Regions from separate parts of the Homo sapiens genome. Here region 2 is linked to region 1. A link is an interaction called in ENCODE POLR2A ChIA-PET data of the cell type or tissue named here. Cell type or tissue: CD4-positive, alpha-beta T cell. All regions are shown on one strand.

Region 1 (4,000 bases):
TTAGGTTGGTGCAAAAGCAGTTGCGGTTTTTGCCACTACCTTTAATATTTTTAGTAGAGACAGAGTTTCTGCATGTTGCCCAGGTTAGTCACCAACTCCTGGGCTCAAGTGATCTACCCACTATGGCCTCCCAAAGTGCTAAGATTACAGGCATGAGCCACTATGCCCAGCCACTGTTTTTGTAAATAAAGTTTTATTGAAACATAGCCATGCTCATTTGTGCATATATTGTCTATGACTGCTTTTGTCTACAACAGCAGAGTTGAGTAGGTATGACAGAGACTACATGAGCTAGAGGCCCAAAATATTTACTATTTGGCTCTCTCTTTGCAGAAAAAAAATTGTCAGTCCTCGGGCCAGAGGGTAGAATGCATGGCAAGGATAGGGAGAAGATTAAAGGGGAGATGAGGGCAAGCTGGAAGGGATTTATGTGAGTTTAGATTTCATATGTAGGTCTAGAGAGAATGAGGCAATGGGTGCTTTTAGGCAAGGAAGTTCCTGAAAGGTACGATCTACGTCTAATATAATTTGTGCATAAAAACTGCTATGATATTTAAGCCAGTCCTTCTAGTGGCAGCTTTTGCAAGAATTCAAGCCTTAATGTCACTGCCATGTCTGGGATTAGCTCTTGAAATGGGAACCAAAAGATAGTGAAAATCCACTTACTTCCCGCCTCCCCCAAGCTAGACGTTGGTTTGGAAATGATCTATCTCCTGTGGTGAGTCTAGTGCAGATTGATCCAATAGTGTCCATTATAGCCTCTAAATATCTGGCCTGGGCTGACCTCAAGAATCCCAGAAACATGGATTGGTTCCAAGGTCACCCAGAAACTCGTTGGTCTTGCTTTAAGAAACTACAGAAATTTGAAAAAACTCTGGAATCATTTCTATATAGGATGACAAACAAAACTCAAGTGTTAGTGGTATGACATTATAGCCTCTAAATATCTGGCCCGGGCTGATCTCAAGAGTCCCAGAAACATAGATTGGTTCTAAGGTCACCCAGACACTTGTTGGTCTTGCTTTAAGAAGCTCCAGAAATTTGAAAAAACTCTGGAATCATTTCTATATAGGATGACAAACAAAACTCAAGTGTTAGCGGTGTGACAACTCATCAGATCTTTTCCGAGTTCTCTAAACCATGTGGATCAGTTTAGACTTTGCCACTGGGTGAGGTCAAAAGATTGCTGATCCATCTTGCTTTCACTGAGATTGGATTTCACAATAAAGCAGCCTTTCCCCTGGTGTCTTTGGCTCTCAGGATTTTGATTCCGTCCAGACCCTAAGTAAAGGGCAGGAGAAAATTTTGAAAGAAAAAGAAAGAGAGCGGGAACAAATGTGTTCTGAATTTCACATAACAAAGTGGAGCTCTGGGTTGTGGTTGAGCTTGGGAGCAGATGCCCTCATCCCTCTTCCCTCTGAGAATGCAGTGGGGAAATATCTGGGCTGCTCCAGTGAAGCTGTGGCATTTGGGTTTAATCTGATAGACCTGAATGTGCCTACTCTGAATCCAGACGAGGTTTTGGCCTGATGTTTTTGCCCAAACCTCAAGTGAGTATAAGCAAAGGAAGCCAAGTTCCCCACTTGTATCTACTGACTCATTCTACTAGAAGTCCGTTGCCCTTGTAACAGTTCGTGTTGTTTATTGGCTTCTGCCTTAAAAAATTTAAAATATAGTTGAACTGAAAGTTGATAGGTTATCATTTGAAGGAGGAAGTGGAAAGTTCCAAAACAGACAACAAAAGAAGCAAAACTTTGATTTTCACTGTGGCTGTTAGGACCCGCCCTTCCTCCTGAATTTTCAGCAGATGAGAGGGATTTTTTGTTTGTTTGTTCAATTTAATGCTTCAATTTTCAGGAAGGAGCCAGATGAAGCTTCTTAGGCATTATCTGCCTGGGACGTGATGAATTAATTGCAGGCCTCATTTTGTAGCAGTCGGTATCAATGGATGGGGTGCTAGTTCAGCCCTTTTGAAAGTATGTAGCAGACGGAGGTGGCTCCAATAATTACATTAAGACCGTGGATACACACTTGCCTTAGGGATTTGGAGTTGCGCTTAATCAAATCTGGATTTGACATTTCACAGCCCACATCAAGGATTTCTACAAAGGAACAGCAGAGCATTGCCAGCTCCTGCTCTTACTTAGCATCTCCTCCTGAGTAACTGAACAGTCCTTGTGCTAATCTTATTGATGCTTTGGCTGCATTTCTGCCCTGCTGCACAGCACTCAGCTTCTGTAGACCATCTTTTCTTTCATCTTTTTCTCAGTGAAAAAGTGTTTATTAAGTGTCCATCATGTGCCAGGGCCCTGGGTTAGGATCTGGGGTAGGGTAGATAGGGTGGTGAAAAAGGCTGGATTCTGAGCTCCTGCATTCGTAAAAGGTTACACCTAAGGCCAGAAGCAGTGGCTCATGCCTGTAATCCCAGCCCAGGCAGGTGGATCTCTTGAGCCAAGGAGTTCGAGACCAGCCTGGGCAACATGGCAAAACCCTATCTCTACAAAAAATACAAAAATTAGCTGGGCATGGTGATATGTACCTGTAGTCCCAGCTACTCGGGAGGCTGTGGGGAGATCACTTTAGCTGTGATTATGCCACTGCACTCCAGCCTGGGTAACAGAATGAGACCCTGTCTCAATTTTTTTGTTTGTTTGTTTGAAAAGGTTACACATAGCAGGAGTTACAGAAGGCTAACCCGTGGCTCAAAAGCAATGAACTGTTTTTCAGTTCATTACCTACCACGTGCCAGATAGAGGTAATACAAGGAAGAGTAATAGATGATGCCTGCCCTTGAGGAGTTTAAAGTTCAATGGGGTGGTTTCCAAACTTTAGTAACCCCAGAGGTCCCAGGGATGCCTATTTAAAATGAGGACAAGGAACACGGGAGGCGGAGGTTGCAGTGAGCCAAGATCGCACCATTGCACTCCAGCCTGGATGACAACAGCCAAACTCCGTCTCAAAAATAAATAAATAAATAAATAAATAAATAGTAAAAATAAAATGAGGATGAAGACTTTGCATTTTTATAGGCAGGTATTTCTGAAGTAATTGTTCTTTGGATCATATTTTGAGAAATACTGATAAAAGTATAAGTAATATAAACAAACAGTTGCTTAAATAGCCCCTGTCACAGTAAAGGCGCAAAGGTAGAAGAGCTCAGTTCTCCTTGGGAGGCCATAGAAGGCTTCCAAGATGAAGATCTAGATCAGATCTTGTAGAATGATATACAGTTTAATAGGTAGACAATACCACAGGTAAAGCAGTCAAGGGAGAGAAAGAATTCCAGGCAGAGAAGAGAGCAGGCACAAGACACCAAGGTGGAGAGAATGCACCTATTTAGGTGCCCTGTGAGTACAGAGCGGAGGTACAGGGGAGTTAGGTGATTAAATTTGCATTTTAGGTAGATCATTCAGATGGCAATGGGGTATTTGGTAGGAGACAAACAGGATAGGGGGCAGGGAAAATTTAGGAGTTTCTCGATTAGTGTTGTTAATTGTAAAAATAATAGGTTTGTTGTCAGGATAAATATGCAAAATATTCATTGGTTGTAGGGACATCTATGTATTGAGCTTCTACTGTGAGTTCAGTATTCAGCTGGGGAGAACCACATGTGAATAGATAATTAGAAAGTGATCATGACAATGATAGACATCCACACAGGGTATTTGTGTGGAAACCCAGCCCCAGGAAGAGCTGGAATCACAGAGGAGCCAGGTTGCCAGCACCTTCACTTGGGAGTTCCACCACTGGCATTTCATCGGCACTGTTTCTGCACCTGCTTCTCACCTTTCTCCTCATTCACTGGCTTCCTCTGTCTTCTGTATCTCCCTCATACTTTCTTCCAACTCAAAATTTTTACTCCCTTAGAACTTCACTTTCCCATCATTCCTCAGGGCCATGATTCTGTCTCACAGCATTCTTCTGCTTTAACTCCCACTCTATTGCCTCATCCTCTCAGTATTTACTGTTTGAAATTCCAAGAGAAAGAGTCCAATGGGCC
Region 2 (4,000 bases), 63 kb before region 1:
CACATAGTATGTACTCAATAACGCTACATACTTTTATTATGAACCATCCTTTTCACAACCTTAGGAAGTATATACTCCTCTCCCTACATGCAAAACAAAACAAAACAAAAGAGAAATTTAGAGACTTTAAGATCTGGCTCAATGTCACAGAACTCGTATGTGGGAGATTCAGGTTTCAGACTCAATTCTTGGGATACAGTCCATGCTGTTAAACATTACACTAGACAGCCTCTACCGAACAATGACTTTTTATTACTTGACTGTTTAAATTCACCTCTCCTCTCCTTCTCAAAATGAGTACCAATTTGTCCTATGCGTAATTTATTCTCGAGCCTTAACGCTTGTTTTCTGCCCTTGTTTGATTCCTTTTCTCAGTTTGCAATTTCACTGTTAGGTTTCTGCATTGTACTCACAACATTTTTGAGTACTGCCTGTTATAAACTAGTCATTTTGCTTCCACATATTCATTCCTAAAGAGAAGACCATTTCTTAAGAAAAAATAGAATAAAGGAGGAACAGATTCTCAGATGTAATCATCATGGTGTGCAATGAATATCTGAGCACTTGCAGGGCCATTGCACTTTCAAATATTCCTTTTCTTGTCTGCATAACAAGGACTCAGCCACACTCTCCTAAAGACAGCTGGCTATAGTAGTCTGGGTGAAAAGCCTGACCATTAGATCTGTGCTTCATAATTCGACAGTGAGAGAACAAAAATGGTATATTTCAAGTTTCAGATATATGTGTGTGCATATGCATATAAATTACATATATTCATATATTTATGTGTGTATATATACACTCATATAATCATGTTGGAGTTTTAGAGATTTAGTTAAGCTCTTGTAGGCTGGACCCACAAACCACAACCATAAACTGAAAAAGAATTCAGCTACCTAACAAACTACTGAATTGAAATAACTGAAATTGAATAATTTTTCTGGGATTATTTAGGTATAGATAATTTGGAAAGTCAATTGTTGAAAGTCAATTACTGCCATATGCTTCTGATATCAAACAGGTTCATTTTAGACCTATAGATCAAATAGGTCCTTCACAACTATGGCAGGAATGGTTTATAATATCCAGCAACGATGAATCTAATGTATATGTGTAAATTTTTGTCAACTGATATGCTGTTTTGTTTGAGTTTCCACTTAGCCACACTGCTGTGGTTTCTTGGGGGTAAGAGCTGTAATACACTCAGACTCCTTATACCCTCTCCAGGGGTATGGTACTTGGCATATGGTTTTTACTCAGTAAATGAAGAAGAATAATGAACTGAAATGCTTTCTCCCTGTTTCCTAAGATGCTACTTAACCAGTGAAAAAGTTACAAGTTACAAAAGTCTTTTTTAAAGCCTTTTCAACTAGATAAAAAACACTTACTACACCTTTTTATGTATAGGCCACTAGCATGTAAATGAAACTGGCACAACAAGGTAAATGTGTATAAAATAAATCACAGAAAAGAGAGTTCTGATGAGATATTTCAGTAATGCAGTAGATAGCAAATGATGATTTTGGAGTATTTTTTGATTTCCCCAATTTAATACTTGATGTTATCAAGTATGTTCACAATGATTATTGTGTCCAAGACGCACCTTAGAAGAATGTAAAGAAGTGTTAGACAAAATATGGGTAACCCATCCCTGCCTTCAGGGAGCTTCTAGACTGATTGCACATAGGTCTGTATTTACATAATTATCAAGTTACAGATCTTGTTTCTTGTCTGTGAAACTCTAACCATATTCTAGAATCAGACATAGCATCACTTCCTGTATTAGTCTTCACAAACAGAACTCTTACTGTCTGTACTGTGCTCTTTACTTTTTAACGTTAGTTCTTCTAGGTTGCATCAAGAATTCAGGAAAACCACATAGGAGGAGGCCCAACATTTTCTGGGTGTTTAATGTGTGAACCTACTTGATAACATCAATTTTTAAACAGCTCCCCATTGATACAGACTCTGAGCTACTTACCCTTTCTCTAGCTGCTCTGCAGGACTCCATATTTTATGCATGGGGACAGTGATCACAAAGTTAGAAGGTACCAGGAATGGCATGCCCATTTACAGATGTACGATAGCCTTTCAGCAATCACAGGTATATCACAGTGATAATTTCTGGAGGATAAACTGGGGAAATTGAAAATTCTACATTGGGGCTCTAAAATACTCCAAAATCATCATTTGCTATCTACTGCATCACTGAAATAGCTCATCAGAGAAATCTATCTCTTCTGTGATGTATTTTATACACATTTACCTTGTTGTGCCAGTTTCATTTACATGCTAGTGACCTATACATGAAAAGGTATAGTGCCTGTACATAATAAATTTTTATGACTGGCTAAATTATTTGAAGACCACAGATATGCTGCATCCACTCCTAACCCTTATGAAGGAACAACTGTTAGGTTCTGAAACTATATACACTATTTGCTTTAAGAGACTACAGTATAGGAAGTCCTGAAATGTACCACAGAGTATGAATAGGTTGTGAATTATATATTATGCTGAAGCTTAATGGGTACTGTAGCCGAGGGCAAGATATCTCATAACTAATTATATTCATTTTGCATTTAGCAGTACATTCGAAGTACAGATATTAAAAATGTGTAAGTTGAACTTCTGTTAAAATTACTCTCCCTAAGGAAAATAATTCTCTTTTCTTGCTATACTTTAGGCTACACTTACAGGCTGCCAAAACACTTCATTTGATTTAAGAAAAAGTCTGTCCAACTGTTGTCAAGGATCATGTAACAATGAGTTGTTTTGCTTTTTGGTTTTTTTTTTAGCCTTGTAACTGTACATTTGTGTTCTGGTGACCCAGCCTCAGGCTGCTTGAGAGAGATAGAATTAAGAGTTGATTTAAATAGTGAATGAAAAGGAGAATATGCATTCATACAGAGCTTTGGTGTTTGGAACACTTTCACATACATTATCTCATTTAATTCTCCCAAAGGCTCTACAGATAGAGGTACTATGATTATCCCTGATTTTCAGATGAGATTTTATTTGAAGAGAAGGAGTAATGGAGGTTAGGATTCAAACATAGGTGTTCTGACTCCAAATCCTGGTCTTTTCTAGGATTTCCAAAATCCTGAAAAAAGGAACGTATTTCTAAAATTCAGTACGTGCCGGGATAAATCTTTGTCAGACTACATTTGCTATCTGATTGTTGATGCCATAATGCCACTGTAGGTTAGTTTTCTCTTAATGTGTCATGTGTATAAACCAGAATTCTAAGTCTGAGGTTCTCTAAAGGATCTTCTCATGTTTCAGATGTCAATAGGAACTATTCGAATCTAAGGAATCAGGGAAACAGTATGGCATTTATTAGTAGCCTCAGAGTCTTCTTTCTAAGGCTAGAAGTAAGAAGTATCTTTAGTTCTGGACTTGATCTGCAATTTTTCTTGCAATGGGTCAACAGGGACAACCAGTTGTTGTGGACAAAGCAATGGAATTGCGACTTTAGTGAAGCTTGAAATACTTTTTCAATAGGAAGTGACTTAAGTTCACATAAGCCAATATTCAAATGGTGTCTAAAGTGTGCAGGACACTGTGGAGATGTTAAATGGAAGTGGGGAGGGACATACATCTTCTTTTGCCCAGAACAATCCTGATTTATGCCAGTTGCCCTAGTGCCCTGTCTGCTTAGAGCCACTGACCTCTTCATTCTCAAAAATTACATGGTCAGCCTAGAAAGACTCTGTCAAGTCTCAAGGAGATTGTATTATAATGTGATGGGGTCCAGTAGAAGAGGGATATAAGAAAAGCATGCCTATACATATAAAATAGGGCAGGCATTTCCAAGTGTTATATTTTAAAATGACATAAAGCAGGCTAGGCGCAGTGACTCACATCTGTAATCCCAGCACTTTGAGAGACTGAGGTGGGCAGATCTCTTGAGGTCCAGAAATCACGACCAGCCTGGGAAACATGGCAAAACCCTGTCTCTACCAAAAACACAAAAATGAGCCAGGTGTGGTGGCGCATA

What was found. Peaks named below come from ENCODE experiments on the same cell type or tissue, not always from the same donor. Only the 100,000 strongest peaks of a DNase experiment are listed, where the experiment ranks them.
Region 2: POLR2A ChIA-PET joins it to region 1 with 5 read pairs; 4 of 35 experiments call an interaction of 5 or more read pairs at or near these places.

Annotation. Positions count from the first base shown.
Region 1 is chr12:92,295,722-92,299,721 of GRCh38, reverse strand. All of the region lies in intron 2 of LINC02391 (long intergenic non-protein coding RNA 2391), which reads left to right. Among named protein-coding and RNA genes, the nearest start is that of LINC02391, 66 kb to the left of the region's middle. RefSeq lists enhancers at 1,571-1,620, 1,651-1,740. In CD4-positive, alpha-beta T cell, no CTCF peak of the experiment used is centred here; a DNase peak (open chromatin) is centred at 1,601; H3K27ac peaks cover 1,573 bases.
Region 2 is chr12:92,358,527-92,362,526 of GRCh38, reverse strand. All of the region lies in intron 1 of LINC02391 (long intergenic non-protein coding RNA 2391), which reads left to right. All of the region lies in intron 1 of LOC105369902 (a long non-coding RNA gene), which reads right to left. Among named protein-coding and RNA genes, the nearest start is that of LINC02391, 3.3 kb to the left of the region's middle. In CD4-positive, alpha-beta T cell, no CTCF peak of the experiment used is centred here; a DNase peak (open chromatin) is centred at 1,826; H3K27ac peaks cover 1,826 bases.